2 separate regions of the Homo sapiens genome follow, and region 2 is linked to region 1. The links are chromatin loops, found by intact Hi-C in ENCODE. Cell type or tissue: GM12878. All regions are shown on one strand. Each heading gives the region's core, and the rest is flanking DNA. Links, peaks and the distances in the headings are about the cores only. Region 1 overlaps ZBTB21 (zinc finger and BTB domain containing 21). Region 2 overlaps PRDM15 (PR/SET domain 15).

What was found. Peaks named below come from ENCODE experiments on the same cell type or tissue, not always from the same donor. Only the 100,000 strongest peaks of a DNase experiment are listed, where the experiment ranks them.
Region 2: it touches region 1 in a loop (4-fold over the local background); 34 of 110 quality-filtered maps call a loop at or near these places.

What each region holds. Positions count from the first base shown.
Region 1 is chr21:41,997,604-42,005,929 of GRCh38, forward strand. It overlaps ZBTB21 (zinc finger and BTB domain containing 21), which reads right to left. Exons shown (of 3, transcript NM_001098402.2): 2 at 5,294-5,358. Among named protein-coding and RNA genes, the nearest start is that of ZNF295-AS1, 7.4 kb to the right of the region's middle. In GM12878, for the core only: no CTCF peak of the experiment used is centred there; DNase peaks (open chromatin) are centred at 5,108 and 5,595; H3K4me3 peaks cover 1,441 bases; H3K27ac peaks cover 2,513 bases.
Region 2 is chr21:41,858,272-41,866,597 of GRCh38, forward strand. PRDM15 (PR/SET domain 15) reads right to left here. Exons shown (of 24, transcript NM_001040424.3): 2 at 2,056-2,101; 3 at 1,321-1,414. The coding sequence starts at 2,092. Among named protein-coding and RNA genes, the nearest start is that of PRDM15, 17 kb to the right of the region's middle. RefSeq lists enhancers at 6,434-6,523, 7,044-7,103, 7,404-7,453. In GM12878, for the core only: a CTCF peak has its summit at 3,922 (motif pointing left); a DNase peak (open chromatin) is centred at 7,350; H3K4me3 peaks cover 4,591 bases; H3K27ac peaks cover 5,202 bases.

The DNA of each region.
Region 1 (8,326 bases), core at 131-8,130:
AACAAAAAAAAGATTAGAAGTGTTGAAGAATAAGTTTGTTTTCTTTCTTATGCTATTTGCCTTGCAATCTCATGAATACTATTTTCTTACCAAATCACATTTTCAACAATAGCACAAAGGAAACTTTAGCCTAGTTCTAAATTTAATTAAAGAGTTTAAACTGATATTTCACTGAAATGCTCTTCAAATCTAAACATGAGAAGAGGAGGCCTAGTGGTAGAGTGCAAGCTCTGGTGCCAGACACTTGGGTTGAGATGCCAGTTCCTTGCAGGCTGGCTGATTGTCCTTGGGTGTTTCTGTTAGCCTCTCGGTGTGGCAGATCCCTCACCTGAGTTAGGAATGACAACTGTGCCCTCCTCTTGCAGGGTTGTTGCAAAGAGTTCATCTAAAGAAAACTCAACAAATGTGCACTTAACTTTCAGAAATTGCAGGATTAATAGGCATCTAATTCAGTATCAAAGAAAGTGGGCAGATTAACCCCACCATACTCTCGATGCAGACAAAGCCATTTCATGCAGAGACAATGCCTGACTCTGTGTATTTGACCCTTTATTTAGGCTTCTGTTCCTCTAACACCTCATCCTTTTCATTTTTTTTTTTTTTTTCTAGACAGGGTCTCGCTCTGTTGCCCAGGCTGGAGTGCAATGACTCAGTCTTGGCTCCCTGCAACCTCTGCCTCCTGGGTTCAAACGATTCTCCTGCCTCAGCCTCCTGAGTAGCTGGGATTACAGGCGTGCACCACCACGCCCAGCTAATTTTTGTATTTTTATATAGTTGGGGTTTCACCATATTAGCCAGACTGGTCCCGAACTCCTGACCTCACGTGATCTGCCTGCCTCGGCCTCCCAAAGTGCTGGGATTACAGGTGTGAGCCACCACAGCTGGCTCATCCCTTTCATTTTATAATGCCATATTTTCTTTCAAATATTGTTAAGACATTTATTTTTAAGATTACATGAATCCCAAGTAACTATCTGTGACGGTTTTATCTTTCTCTAGCGGGCAAACTGTAGATGAACCAAACTTGACCCCAGCTCATTTGTAGGTTCTCTTCTGGCCTTTGCTGGTTACCCCAGCCACCAGGCTCTTCAGGAAGAGCCCAGAGTCTCCTAGGCTGTCAACCTGGGAGTGGCCACACACGGTATACAATTCCTTCTGACTCCCTGATAAGATGCGACTCAATTTAACCGACTGAGACACAGGACTTTGCTTCTAGAGATGATGCCTTTAGCCTGTCCACAAACAACTACTTTGGTCAGACTGTACCAAGTTTCTGTCCACTCCCGCCTACCATCCTTTCAAAGTAAATGGTAAATTTTAATTCCTCTATTTTTTTAAAAAATTATTCTATTTGTGACTACTTGATAATTTCCCTTCCTTTTTCTTCTCTTAGTCATTTAAATTTTCCTTAATCCTACTATACTTTCTTTACATCTATTTGTATGAAGAAACCCTTACCATCTTTTACAGAGATCAGCAGAAAAAGACATAAGCTTATAATGTTACACGTATTGACTCAGCTGGGTACTGAGGAGTTTTTAGCACTAATAATTTTTGACAAAGCTAGTTCAGATGTTGCCACAGGGAAAAGCTGTAACACAGAATTAAAGGTACAGATTTAAAGGCTTGGATAGTCTTTGTCAAAAGGGGTTCTTAAACTCAACTTGGTGGTTTAAAACTAGCAATTAAAAAATAAATGACTAGGACAGAGTAGAAAATATCAGAATGCATCAAATGTCATAAGGCTAATTATGAGCTTGAGAAACTTTTGTTTCTATTATATATATGTACATACCCACATAAGCAAGCATGGACTGGATTGAGATGTAAAATGTATTCCTTCCTGTGGGTCAGTCAAAATATTTTGAGAGCCACTGTTCTAGGCTAACCAACCTCTTTGAGCCTCAGTTTACCTCGCCATAAAATAAGGATAATACTAGCAGCTACCACATAATGCTATTGTGGGAATTAAATAAGATAATAATAGTCGCTACCATTTATATAGCACCTAACTGTACAGGAACCTACACTACAAACTATACCAGAAACTTCTCATGTCATTCATTCATCAAAATGGGATCAAAGAAGGTGTGAAGGAGGCGAGGGATGAGCCATGGAGATAAATGGAGGAAGAACATCACAACAAAGGGAGAAGCTAAGGCAACAGGAGGGATGGAGCAGTGTGTGCTGGGAGCCATGTAAGATGACATCTGAGAGGCAATAAGAAGTAAGACCGTCTAGGGCTGGGAGACCTCCAGAAGAACTTTATTTTTTACTATGGATGAAATGGACAGCCATTGAAGATTCTGAGCAGAGGAATGACAAAGACCTGAATTACATTTCCAAAGGATTGCTCTGGCTCTGTTGTTGAGATTAGACAACAGAGGGTAGGTTATGGGGGAAGCTGCGGGCCAGCTTGCAGTCCACTGTAATGACCCAGATGAGAGAGGATGGTGGCTGGGACCAGGGTGGTAGCAACGGAGGTAAAGGCAGAGTCATTAGAATTTCTAGTGGACAGACTGCAGGAGAAAACAGAAGGTGTGGAGTTAAGTATTCTGCCAAAATAACTGGAAGGGCATCCTTAGGAGAGATGGGGTTTGACAGAAAAACCAGGAGTTCAGATTTTTTAAAGAATTCAGTTTTGATATCCTACACGTGAGCAGCAACCTGTTCATCAATGTACCCTTTATGAGCCTCCATCTCCGCCTTACTGTCCCTACTTCCTTTCTTGTGCTTCCTGGGATCAGTTCCCAAATAAACGTCTACCTCTGAATCCTTGTCTTGGGGTCTACTTTTGGGGGAATCCAAACTAAGACACAAACAGAACTCGAAGCACAGGTAACGGCTAACCACTTCACACTAAAACCTCCCTTCCAAGGGCTTGTCCTGGCCCTTTAGTGTGAAGACTAAACCAAGGGGAGTTTTCTACATCCCTGGACCTGAAGCAAATGGTATTCCACAGACCGTATGCATCCCGTTGCCAAAAAAGCAACATTTGTGTCCCTTTTGTTTAGAAAGGTTTCCTTCTTTATGCATTATTCAAAGTATCATGATCCCTATTTCTGCTCTAAGTCACTGCTTCAAATTTCTTGGATCACAGACCTCTATCTTCTTTGGATGAAAACATCTATGGACTAGGGGACAATAATAAAGTCATTCAAAGTTAAGTTGTAAGAGAAATACTCACTGTCCCTGAAAATTATTGGGGATTTAAAACTTAACTTTCCTATAACCTCCATTTAGAGCCATCACACCTGCCTGAAAAGTGCCTCAAGATGTCCAAATTCCTGATACACAAGTGCAGAATAACTTTATAGAGTATTTATTTTCCATTCCATTCAGTAGAACAGTAACTAGGTACTTAATAACAGCTAAAATTTGGGTGTTTATTCTGTCACATACACAAAAATAAAGAAGTTATTTTTATGTATTAACTCAATATTTACATCAACCATAGGAGGTAGGTACTATTATTATCCCCATTTTACAGATGAGAAAACTGAGGCACAGACGGTCAAGTAACATGCTCAACGTCATAGAGATAAGTAGCAGAGCAGGATTCACATCAGCTGGCTTGGATCCAGAGGCTAAGCTCTTAACCCCTACACGACACTGCCTCTAGTTTCCTCTTCCAATTCTCGTATCATCTTCTGAACTAGACAGTGTCATCAATCCTTTTTACAAACAAATGAGAAAACTGAGGCATTGAGAGGTCAAGTCATTTGCCTAAGGTCACCCAGACAATTATAGACTTATGGCTAGCATCTGTCTAGTGTGTGCTAGAACCCTTCTAGACATGGAAGATATCAATTTAACAAGTATGGCCCTGCCTCATGGAGCTTAAGGTCTTGTGCAGGAAGAGAACAGGTCAATTCATCAGCCTAGTCCAGTATGCTGAGCAGCAGACAGGATGTTTGCAGAGGTAGAGACGCAGTATAGATGACAGGCATCAGAGCCAGGTGAGATGGAGGCCAGGAAGGGCGTTCTACGAAGAAAGTTTTATAGGGAATGCTGGGAAGAGATAGGAAGGATGAAGGACATTTCGAGGGACGAGTATTTATTTTCCATTCCTTTCAGTAGAACAGTAACTAGGTACTCAATAACAGCTATAATTTGGGTGCTTATTCTGCCACACACACAAAAGAAAACACTTTTAATGTATTAACTCAATATTGACATCAACCCTAGGAGTTAGGTACTATTATTATCTCCATTCTACAGATGAGAAAACCGAGGCACAGAGGGTTAAGTAACATGCTCAATGTCAGACAGATAATAAGTAGCAGGGCAAGATTCACATCAGCTGGCTGGGCTGCAGTACATGCAACACTACAGAGACAAGACAGAGCAGGAGGAATCCAAGGGAACCACAGGTGGCTTTGCCTGGTGAAAGGTAAAGGTACACATAGGGGAGGAAATGCCCATGAGGCTGGAGGAAGATGGAGGCATGAGCGCCCTGGGGGCTAAAATATGTCATCTGAGGATCTTGCACAGGAAAGCAACATTGTCCATTCTCCCCAGTACCCCAGGATCTAGAGACTCTAGATGTCTAGATAGGAGACAGGGGTAGCTAGGAGATGCAGATCCCTCACCTTCACATTAAGGCCCTTGTTTTTTTTACATTTTAATTCAATTATTAAGTTTTGAAAACAATGTACCCTTTCCTAGTCTGGCTGCAGACAGACAATTAACATATTGAATTTTTGTGTTTTAATGACAGTCAGTATATTTGAGTTTAACAATTACCTAAAAATATAAAATGCTCCATCCATCAAGAATGTAAGTAAAAAGGGGGAAAATCACAACTGCTGACGATCACGAGATAATCCAGCAAGACTGTTTGTGGCTGGTGGCTGTGTACACCGAATCCTCAAAAACTTTTGATTTCTCTGCTCTTCTGCTGTCAGATAAGGCGAGCTTTGTTGCCGGGTGTACTTTCTCCTCAGTGTATTTTTCAGATCTAGACCGATAAGTTTGCTGGCACATCACTCCAAATTTCCATGCAGGTTTTCATTATGAGTAATCAGGGCCTCCGACTTACAGAAGCAGTGCATCTTACACATAAACACGCACTGCTGCCACCACCGTCTACGCCCCTCCTTTCCACGGCTCATCTCCACCTGACTCATCACGGCAGAACTTCTGCCACTTCAGTCATGGTGGAAAAACCTTGGAGCTCTTAAAAGACCAGTGGGTGAAATTTGGAGAAAAGGTCTATTTACGAGCAACAGAAAAAACTAAGAGGAAAACCCCCCAGGAAAACCAGTTTCTAAAATAGGGCCGGCTTGCTTACCACTTTGATCCTCGCACACAAATAGCTTCCCAAAGCCTTCCTGGATTGTTTCTACTTCATGTCTTCTGAAATTTCAAAATGAGAGAATCTTTATGGTTAACAATTCACAGAAGACCTTACAGTTCCATGGAAAAGCCTTTCGAATCAGTCTATTTGTCTCAAATCCTGGCTCCGCCACCTATTAGGCATGGAACCTTCTAAAGATGACTCAACCTTTCTGACTAGTTTCCTTACCTGTTAAACATGGCTAACACTACCCACCACATAGGATTTTTATGAAGGACAGAAGAGGCAACATGTTTGAAAGCCCCAGTACGTTCAGCACTTCCCATGTGGCACATGCACATCTTCCTTCCTTCTCCACTTCCCCTCACAGATGCTTGCGTGGGCCTGCTACCCACCACACATCACAAGAGGTGCTGGTGATGGGGAGATGAGTAACTGGCCTGCTTCTTGTTCTCCTGTAGCTCACATTTCCATGTTAGGACAGACAATAATTAACAAAGGATGTGAAGAATGCTACGGGAATACTGATTCCAGGAAGCAATTAATTTGGCCAGGGTGTAGGAGGGTGGAAGAGTGAATAGTGGGAACTATTCACTATTAACTATGAGTGAATAGTCCTAAGGAAGGCTTGGGACTCATCACTCCTTTGACAATTATAATACAAGCTGAATATCTCTAGTCCAAAAACCCAAAACTACTTTCTGAGCAACGACATGATGCACAAAGGAAAGGCTCATTAGAGCATTTTGGACTTTTGGATTAGGGACGCTGAACCACTGGGTATAATGAGAATATTTCAAAATCCCAAACAATCTGAAATCTGAAACACTTCTGGTCCCAAGCATTTCAGATAAGGGATAGTCAACCTCTAATACTAAAGGTTCCATTCTTTACATTTCTACTATAGACGCTTTTCAGAAATGCTCATCTGGCCTTGCTGGGGCTTAAAACCTTCCAAGGGCTTGCCCTGGCCTCAACTTCCAATTCCCTGGAATGGCTACAAAACCCTTCAGAACTGGATTCCAGAAGATTATTTCATACCATCACTTCAAATTCCTCAGGTAATAAATGCTAAGGGGGTGGGGGACTCATATCTCACATCTTTTTTTTTTTTTTTTGAAGAGTCTCACTCTGTCACCCAGGCTGGAGTGCAGTGGCATGATCTTGGCTCACTGCAACCTCCGCCTCCTGGGTTCAAGCAATTCTCCTGTCTCAGCCTCCTGAGTAGCTGGGACTACAGGCGCCAGCCACCAGGACTGGCTAATTTTTGTATTTTTAGTAGAAATGGGGTTTCACCATATTGGTCAGGCCGGTCTCGAACTCCTGACCTCAGGCGATCTGCCCACCTCGGTCTCCCAAAGTGCTGGGATTACAGGCCAGCCACCTGTAAGATATGAGCCACCGCGCCCGGCCTCATATCTTAACATAAATTAATTCAATGCAAATACTTTCCTCTTTATAGAGTGTTAAATCAGTTGTATGGAATTAAGATTTTTGAGGGAGAGGGAAGGTAGGCAATTTCGAATATAGAGCATTCTAGTGAGAAGCAGAGGAAAGCAAAGCGACTTGGCACTCAGAAGGGTACCAGGGGGTGAGTGAGGGGGTGAGAAACAGAGATGGAAAGGGATCAAAATAATCTCACCTACTTGGACTAGTGTCATAGCTAAGGTACACTATAAATTAAGTTGGCTCCCAGACTAGCCACAAAACTGCTACTACCAGTTCTACAGGAAAATGGCTCTTTACATCCAGCATCAACCTAGATTTCAACTCTGGGAACATGGGTCCTTTGGAATGTTGGGGATTGCTTCTATAGTCCTAACCATGATACTAGAAAAAAGAGGGAATGCATGTAACACAAGGCAAATACCTAGTTAAAAAAACAAAGCATCTACATTTGACTTTGGAACATAAACACACACACACAGACTGCTTATCCCCAAACCCTCATTTCAGGATTTAGCCGTAACACCTACCATTGGATTTTACTATTTGATGGTGATAGGAAGTTGCCTCTGAGTTTCGGTCTTATCATCACTCACTTGGTGACAACGCAAATATCCTCAGATTTCAAACCTAGACTAGCTTATCCAATCCTTCAAGAGGAGTCATGTTACTATCTTGTATTCCATTTCACCACACTTTCAGTCTCTAACAAGGGGGTTTGATTTTGGTTTGATGGTTGTTCTTGGCCACATTCAGGAGAATGATCCTACTCCAACATAGTTCAAGCTCCTTTGCACCTTAGCAGAGCAGACTCTGGTCACAGCCTTTGCTGTTTTCTTCCAGCCACTACACAGCCATTCCACCTCCTGTTAACAGCCCCATGATTTTGCTATAGAAGAACTGCTCTTGTCCCACTGTGTGCTACAGCCTGATGTGCTCCTCTCCCCTACCTCTGGGCTAACCATACAACCAAAGCCAAACCAATCAGAAACTTTGTCCTCGGAATATGAATCCTGAGAAGAATGACAAAGGCAATAAATAAATGAAGCTGACTTATCTCAACGGAGGCCTGAAAATGCAACCTTGCTAGTGCCTGCTACATAGATTCCTGGAGTTAGCTTGGTTTTTGTCCTTCTTCCTGGCCCAGTTTTTTAGCTTTTCTTTTAAGTCCAAGAGCAACCCTGTATCTTTACAATAAACTACTTTTTCCATTCAAGCCAGACAGTTTCTGTTCTTGTTATTAAAGAACCCTAATATATTTCCACGTGGTATTCACTGTTCCTTGTCATGCCTTCCAAACCCATCCTAATACAGCTTCTAGACTGAGCTTCTTAGAACAAAGCTTTGATCGCTCACCCAACATACACGTTAAATATTCCTATTATTAATTCAACTTATTTACTGAATTCCAATTCTGTACAAGGCATGGTTAGATTTATCTGAAATATAGGGGTGCACCAAACAGACAAGACCCCCACTTTCTAGTGAGATAAATCAGATGCTAAGGAAACAAATAAAAAAGACAACCTCAGATTCTGCTAAAAGTTATGGTGGAAATAAATAAGGTGCTATATCGCTGGA
Region 2 (8,326 bases), core at 127-8,126, 140 kb before region 1:
GGACAGAGGCGGACATGGGGTCCCCAGAGCACAGGCCCCTCGGACAGAGGCGGACATTGGGTCCCCAGAGCACAGGCCCCTCCGACAGAGGCGGACATTGGGTGCCCAGAGCACAGGCCCCTCCGACAGAGGCGGACATTGGGTGCCCAGAGCACAGGCCTCTCCGACAGAGGCGGACATGGGGTGCCCAGAGCACAGGCCCCTCCGACAGAGGCGGACATTGGGTGCCCAGAGCACAGGCCCCTCCGACAGAGGCGGACATTGGGTGCCCAGAGCACAGGCCTCTCCGACAGAGGCGGACATGGGGTGCCCAGAGCACAGGCCTCTCCGACAGAGGCGGACATGAGGTGCCCAGAGCACAGGCCCCTCAGGGCGGGCAGGAGGCCGCTGAGACAAGGAGCCAGCACGGAGGGTCTGACTGCAGGACCAAGGGTTTCAGCTGAATTTTCATGGGCAACAGGCAGTCCCTGAGGGTTCTGGGGAAGAGGGGGGTTGATGGGAAGAGGGGGGTTGATCTACTGTCTACTTTAGGCCAAAACATTAATCTCTTTGAGTCACACTAAGAAAAAAAAATAAATGAACGGTGTTGTGGGGCAGTGGGGAGGCTCCTGGAAACAGTTCTGGAAAGACGGCGGCCACCTGTGCAGCGGCAGCACGTGCCAGGTACCATCACCCACAACACCACAACCACCCCACGGGAACTGCCATCCTCTACAGAGGCCACCGAGGTCCGGAGAGGAGTGCCTTGTCCAAGCTCACCTGCCCTGGGCCACCAGGTGGCACAGCCTCCCCCAGGTGAGGGTGGAACGGCAGGGCAGCTGCTGCCCACTGAGCCGCCTCACCAGGCCTGCAGGGACTGCTTCTGGAAGCTGCTGTGGGTCAGCCCTGTCCCTGTCCTCATAACCCCGCATCCCCTGCCCCGCCTGGGTGTGCACGTGTCCGCTGGCAGGCCAAGACCTGGAATGCAGAGAGAAGCCAACGAGCAGACCTCCAGCTTGGCTGCTGGTGCTCAGCACGTCAACCACCTTGGCAAGTCCACTCTTCTGCAGCCTCCACACACTGTGTCGGGAACAGCTGGGCTCCAGCTAAGAACCCTGGAGTGGATCAAAGAAACTCACTCTGGAGCTTTGAAGCACGTGTTTTGGTGTGTCCCGGCAGCAACGCTGCTCAGTTCACAGTGGGAGCGGAATCGCTGGCTCTCACTCAGAGTGCCTCTGTTCTCCCTCAGGCTCCTTCCTCCCCGTCTGCAGACCCAAAGGCCACTAGGCTCCTGCCGCAGCTGGCATATGGAAGGCCCGGGAGCTCACGGCGGTCACTCACCTTGCCCTGCTTAACACAAAGGAGTCTTTGACCATGACCACTGGGCCCAGCTCGGGACATTCGGAGTCGTGGTACTGGCTGCAGTCTTCACACCCTGCAAGCAGACATCCGGGCATTAGAGCACCCAGGGAGGGAGACACCTAAAGAACACAAACCTGGGAAATGGGGACCCTGGCCCCATGAGGGTGACCCAGAGTCATGAGACACATGCATGCCGACACTGCAAAGACAAGCAAGGGAGGGTGCATTGGATGGCAGAAGGCCTGTGTCCCGAAGGCCTCTGTCAGCACTCGTGCACACATGAGGAGTGCAAAGGCAGGACACGCCCCCAGGGAAAGCTCTAGCTCCGCCGCACGCCTCAAATCAAGCACGGTCACCTCCATGGTGACGAAGACCAAGACCCTCCCCAAAGAATGAGCATAAATGAAAATGGCCAATGTTAGCAGGTTCATCCCTCCTGCCTAGCCCTGGATTACTTTTCTGAATCAAGTGCTACCCCCTGCAAAGTGCCCTCGGCCAGGAGTTCTGAGAAAGGTGATCCTATTAAAACCATACCCCTGTAGTGTACTGCTTATTAAATAAATGTTTCATAGGGAAATTTTAAATATATAGCTTTTCTATATTATAAAAACCAAATGTAGACGTGGCTTTGCCCAGACAGCAAGCGCCACGCCCATCTGTGTTCTATGACATAGGGCTGGTCTCGGACCTGGGACAGGTCCCTGGGTCACTTACAGATGAACATGATCTCTTCGCTCCCATCTTCAGCCATCTCTGACACCTGTCAGGATACAAGAGAGCCTCATTAATGACAAGCTCTTACCAAAATACTTTTGTTTTGTTTTTGAAATTGAGCTCCCTCTGTTGCCCAGGATAGATAGAGTACAGTGGCAGGATCTTGGCTCACTGCAACCTCTGCCTCCCAGGTTCAAGTGATTCTCCTGCCTCAGCCTCCTGAGTAGCTGGGACTACAGGTGTGAGCCACCACACCCAGCTAATTTTTGTATTTTTAGCAGAGACGGGGTTTCACCATGTTGGCCAGGCTGGTCTCGATCTCTTGACCTTGTGATCCGCCTGCCTCGGCCTCTGAAAGTGCTGGGATTACAGGTGTGAGCCACCGTGCCTGGCCTCTTACCAAAATAATGTTTAAAGACAATTCCTACTAAAGGCCTCCTCCAGCCAGTACAGGAACATTACGTGGTGTTCTAAAGAGAGCACACAGTGGGGTCTCCTCTTATTGTGGGATGGGGCTGGGATCCCTGAAACATCTTCTCACCTCAAATAATGTTATTTTTAATGAAAGCAATGGATTTGAATGGCCTCATGAACTCAGACTTTCATCTTTTCATATTAGCCATCAATTTCCATTTTTAAAACAAATATATCACCTTTTTTTGGTGACAGGGTCTTGCTCTGTCGCCCAGGCTGGAGTGCAGTGGTGTGATCAAGGCTCACTGCAGCCTCTACCTGCTGGGCTCAAGCAATCCTCCTACCTCAGCCTCCCAAAGTGCTGGGATTATGGCACAAGCCATCGTGCCCACCTATATCACCATTTTTAAAAAGCCGGTTGTCACTTTTTTTCCCCTCACTCCTAACCTATGCCTGGTGCCCCATAAACACTTGCTTCTCTGGGGACTAAATCAATGCGTGACGTTGTGGAGGACTCTCGTGCTCCCACATAAGCTGTTATCAGATCCAATAATTCTATTCCCTATCCATCCTTGAGGTTCACCTCCAGAAACACTTGCATAGTGGGTAGATGAGCATAAACTGACACCCCCCACACACATATATTCACAGGGTGGATCTAGACATTGTTCATTCTGGGGCCTCACATTCCTGGGCTGTAAAATGGAAATAAAAACACCCACCTCATGCAGTTTGGGAGGAGCATAAAGTGAGATACACACAGTATGTGCCACCAAATGATTATTCCTCCTCTGCCCCCCCCCAATCCCCAACTGTGCGCACCGGCATGTCCTTCCTGCAACCTGCTTCTCTGATGCCCGTTGCTGAGTGGTTTAGGAAAGTGTGCATGCTGGCACTTCTTGAATGCTGATTCCACACGCCCTCCACCCCGCTCATCCCCAGCAGCTTGAAGGGTGAAAAGCAGACCGTGCAAAACTCATATGGAAACTCACAGTCACTGAACTTGTGTGTCTGAGAGCAGTGCCGGGTTGAAAACTTCAAGTTAGGAGAGTGAGTTAGCTACAAGGAAGTGAGGCAGAGGAAAGAGAGTTCCAATTTGCCCTTAAAATGCCAGAAATAACAAGGGGAGGGGGGTGAAATTTTCTCCCAAAACAGCACTGTATCTTCTTTTCCTGGGAACACACATTCACGTTCAAAGGTATCTCGTGCGGCTCTAGCAAGTGTGACTCAGTTTCATAGCCGCATTCGGCCTTGCCTGCCCCAGTTCCTGTGGATGGGCACCTCGGCGCAAATAGGGACCAGTCTGGGATGGGGGCTCAGCTGGGCAGTGAGCAGGAGATGAACAGGACAAAGGGCAGAAGAAACCCAGAGTGGGGTGGGGAGGGCGCACGCTTTCATGAGTTGCTGCTGTGCTACTGGAGGTGTAGGACCTGCGTGCCCCCTGCAGGAACCCACGTGACTCACGGTCAGGAGCTTGGGCGATGGGAACGATAGGCCTTAAGAGGCGCCCCACACTGCGGTCAGATCACCGCAGAACACAGAGTCCCAACAAAGGTATTGGAATCGGAGTGGGAGGATGGAAGGAAGTCGTCCTGGCCTTGCTTACTTGGGAGCCTGCACGAATCCCCTGAGGCCTTGTGTGGCCGCCTCTCCCCGGGGCAGACCTTGCCTCTGGCCTACACCTCTCACAGACTGCCCACCCCTTCTAGGTGCCCCCAAAAAAGGTCCCCTCTGAGCGGAGCTGCTGGGAGAGGAAACCCAGAAGAGAGGGGCGAGGGAAGCTGGAGAGCAGGGTTTTAGCCCCCTGTGCTGCACTCTGATTCTATGTAAATGTCCGAGTCCTGGCAATAAGGGTCCCGATTAGCAGCATCTGGTCCCCAAAATGAGGCCTCTCTAAAACGGCTCCTCTGGGCCCAAGATCAGAGGCCACAGCCACCCTGGGCTGCAGATCAGGCCTGATAAACGGAGCATCTTCAAAGTCTTTGCTGTCTTGGCAAAACTCCCTTTAACACTCAGAAAGTGCCTTCATAGAAGGGGAAGTGTGGTCTCCAGACCTCTAAGGCACACAAGACATCCCAGAACAAGGCACACAGGAAGTACTGTTTCAGGGAAAAGGAGAGGAAAAAAGAACTAGAAGTTCGAGATCCTGGGCAGGCGTGTGGCTCACGTCTGTAATCCCAGCACTTTCAGAGATGAGGACGGGCGATCACTTCAGGTCAGGAGTTCGAGACCAGCCTGGCCGACATGGTGAAACCCCATCTCTACTAAAAATACAAAAACTAGCCAGGCGCGGTGGCACGTGCCTGTAATCCCAGCTACTCGGGAGGCTGAGGCAGGAGAATCGCTTGAACCAGGGAGGTGGAGGTTGCAGTGAGCTGAGATCACGCCCCTGCACTCCAGCCTGGGCGACCGAGTGAGACTCCACCTCAAAAAGAAAAAAAAAAAAAAAGTGTGAGGTCCCCCTATCTCAACCACCAATCCTGGGAAGACTTACCTTACATTAGTGATTTCAAAATGTGGTCCCTGGACCAGGAACCAGCAGTGCCAGCACTGCTTGGGAACATTTCAGAAATGCACATCCTTGCCTCCCACCCCCAGACCTGATGAATCAGGCTTGGCAGAGGGCCCTGCACTCTGTTTGCAAAACCCTCCACGTGGTTCGGATGCAGCTCAAGTCTGAGAACCACTGCTCTGCCTGAAAAATCTCTTTACAATTTATATGACTACTACTACAAAAACTAACTAAACACACCTGCCATCACAGTAAGACCACAGTAATAATATCAGGAAACCAAACTTATCAGAAATGTCAATTAAGCTCAGACCAGGACCATCTGCATCTAACCTGGTGGTAAACGGGAAATGGGGGGTGACTTCAGGCAAATGGGGGGTGACTTCAGGTTCCTTACACGGAACGCTCCGTGAAGACACCTGTTAAAAACAACTTTGAAAAAGAAGGCTGAAGTGACAGACTCAGTCTACCTGACTTCAAACTTAATTATCAAGCTACCATCATAAAAACTTTGATACCGGTGAGAAGGTGGACAGAAATCAATGGAACAAAACAGACAACCCAGAAATAGACCTAAACAAACATGCCCAAAGCATTTTTTTTTTTTTTGAGATGGAGTCTTGCTCTGTCGCCCAGGCTGGAGTGCAGTGGCGCGATCTCAGCTCACGGCAACCTCCGCCTCCCAAGTTCAAGCGATTCTCCTGCCTCAGCCTCCCGAGTAGCTGGGATTACAGGCACGTGCCACCACACCCAGCTAATTTTTGTATTTTTAGCAGAGACGGGGTTTCACCATGTTGGCCAGGAGGGCCTCGATCTCTTGACCTCGTGATCTGCCCACCTCGGCCTCCCAAAGTGCTGGGATTACAGGTGTCAGCCACCGCGCCTGGCCTGCATTTTTTTACAAAGACAAAAGCGGATTGGATTTTAAAATCCAAGCGAGGAAGGGCAACCATTTCAGCAGTTAGTGCAGGAACAACTGGGCATCCACAGTTCATTCAAAGAAATGAACTATAACTTCATATCTTACTAGAAAATTAACTCAAAATGGATCACAGTCTTAAAACATAAAATATTAAATAATAATAGAACTTAGAAAAACAGAGAAAATCTTTGGGCTCTAGGGCAAGCCACAGTTTTTAGGCTTGTCACCAAAAACACAATCTATAAAAGGAAAATCATTTGCATCTTCATTCAGAAGGCAACAGGCAACCCAAAAACCAACATGTCAAAAAGTAAAAACATCTGGATGCTCCTGACAAAGTCTCTCTGCCCCCACCTCCTACATCTTAGGACGCAGTTGTCAGAGAGACCTGGAACCGCTGTGACCTCTCTCGCCTCCCTCTGACACCCGCCCATCACCCACTACCTGCAGCCCCCCTTACTACCTCCCTTGGCCACATCCCACTTTCTCCCACCTGTAAGGCTGCAAAGGGTCTCCAGATAACTCTTCCTCCTCTGCCTGGGCCGCCAACCCATTTTCCACACTGCAGAGCAGTTCTTCTAGAACATAAATCCAATCACATCGCTTGCCAGCCTGAAGCTTCACTGGCTTCCCACTGTCCCAGGAACAAAACCCAAACTCCTGCACATGACCAGGCACTGCCTTTCTCAGCAGCCTTCTCACCTCACCTCCCCACCCCCACCCTCTCCAGCCACGCTTCCCGGAACGCCAAGCTGGGTCCTGCCTCTGGGCCTTTCCACATGCTCGCCCCCCAAGGCTGGCCCTCTCCCCAGCCCTCTCTGCAATGCCCGCTCACTCCTCAGTCCCCACTCCCCACTCCCCTGCTCAGTCCTCACTCCCCAGCCCTCTCTGCAAGTTCCCACTCCCCTGCTCACTCCTCACTCCCCAGCCCTCTCTGCCATGCCTGCTCACTCCTCAGTCCCCACTCCCCACTCCCCGGCTCACTCCTCACTCCCCTGCTCACTCCTCACTCCCCAGCCCTCTCTGCCATGCCTGCTCACTCCTCAGTCTTAGCTTAACGTCACTTCTTCAGGGAGGGTCTCCCTGATCCACCTGTCCACAGCGTGGCATGCTTTCTAAAAGCGCTCTGCGATTTCCTTCACAGCACCGTCACCCGTGTAGCCATGCCTGTGTGTGACTGATCTCATGTCTCTCCCACCACACTTCAACGGCCAAGAGGGCAAGGCTTGTGGCAGCCTTGCACAGTGGGATATACTTGGACCCTCCTCGGCACCAGCACACGGGACAGGTCAACGTCTGATAAGAGAATCAGCCACTTCCTGGTACACCCCCTAACACACCCCAGGCTGTGGACGCGAGGTCCACCCCAGGCACAGCCACTTCCCCTCAGTCCACCATGGGGGTTCCACCGTCTTTCAAGACAGAGCCCTAACCTCACCCTCCCTGACACCTTGCTCCCTTCAATTACTCTCACATCCTCTGTGATCCCCCCAAAAAGCTGACTCTTCCTAAACCACTATCTCAGTTTCACATAATGTCATGCACATGGTCTGTTTTTTCTACTAGATTTATTTTCTTTCATTTTATTTTGACACAGTCTTGCTCTGTCACCCAAGCTGGAGTATAATGGTCCCATCACAGCTCACTATAGCCTCAAACTCGTGACCTCCTGCGATCCTCCAGCTTCAGCCTCTCAAGTAGCTGGGACTACAGGCACGCACCACCATGCCCAGCTAATTTTTTAATTTTTTGTAGAGATTTGGTCTCACTATGTTGGCCAGACTGGTCTCAAACTCCTGGCCTCAAGCAATCCTCCTGCTTCAGCCTCCCATTTTGGATTACAGGTATGAGACCCCACGCCCAGCCTCTACTAGATCTTTAACCATGAAAGACAGAAGCTTAAAAGTGACTTTTCCACTCACTCCTTTTGTTCAATTCTTATGTATTTTGTATGTAGCACCCTATGTATAAGAGAGCCCTGATAAATCTTTTGACCTGACACCTTCTTCACCTCCAGATAATTAAGAGTGGTTGGAAAGTTCCAAATGTTTCATTTGCACAAGTTACGCCAAGAAAGTTCAGAAGTTTAGTCAGATTAGCACTAAGATCTGGAGGAGAAATTTTACATGTTCCATATAAAAAGGGATTTTAAACTTTTATATTATTGTTTTCGATATTTACAAAGCACCTAGCAAGGTTCCAATGCTACCACAATGACCTGCGCTTGGCCTCTGCCATCCCCCGTCCATGACAGGAGGTGGCCCCGGCCTGGGGTCTCTCTCCTTAGTGGCCTCCAGGGACCACCCTGGTCTGGCTTTGGCCAGGCCGCTGCCTTCCCTCCACTTGACACTAAGCCTGTGTATGGGGTTCCTGGTTCACGTACTTGAAAGAAAGTTCAAACAAAGCCTGTGCTACTGAAGAAA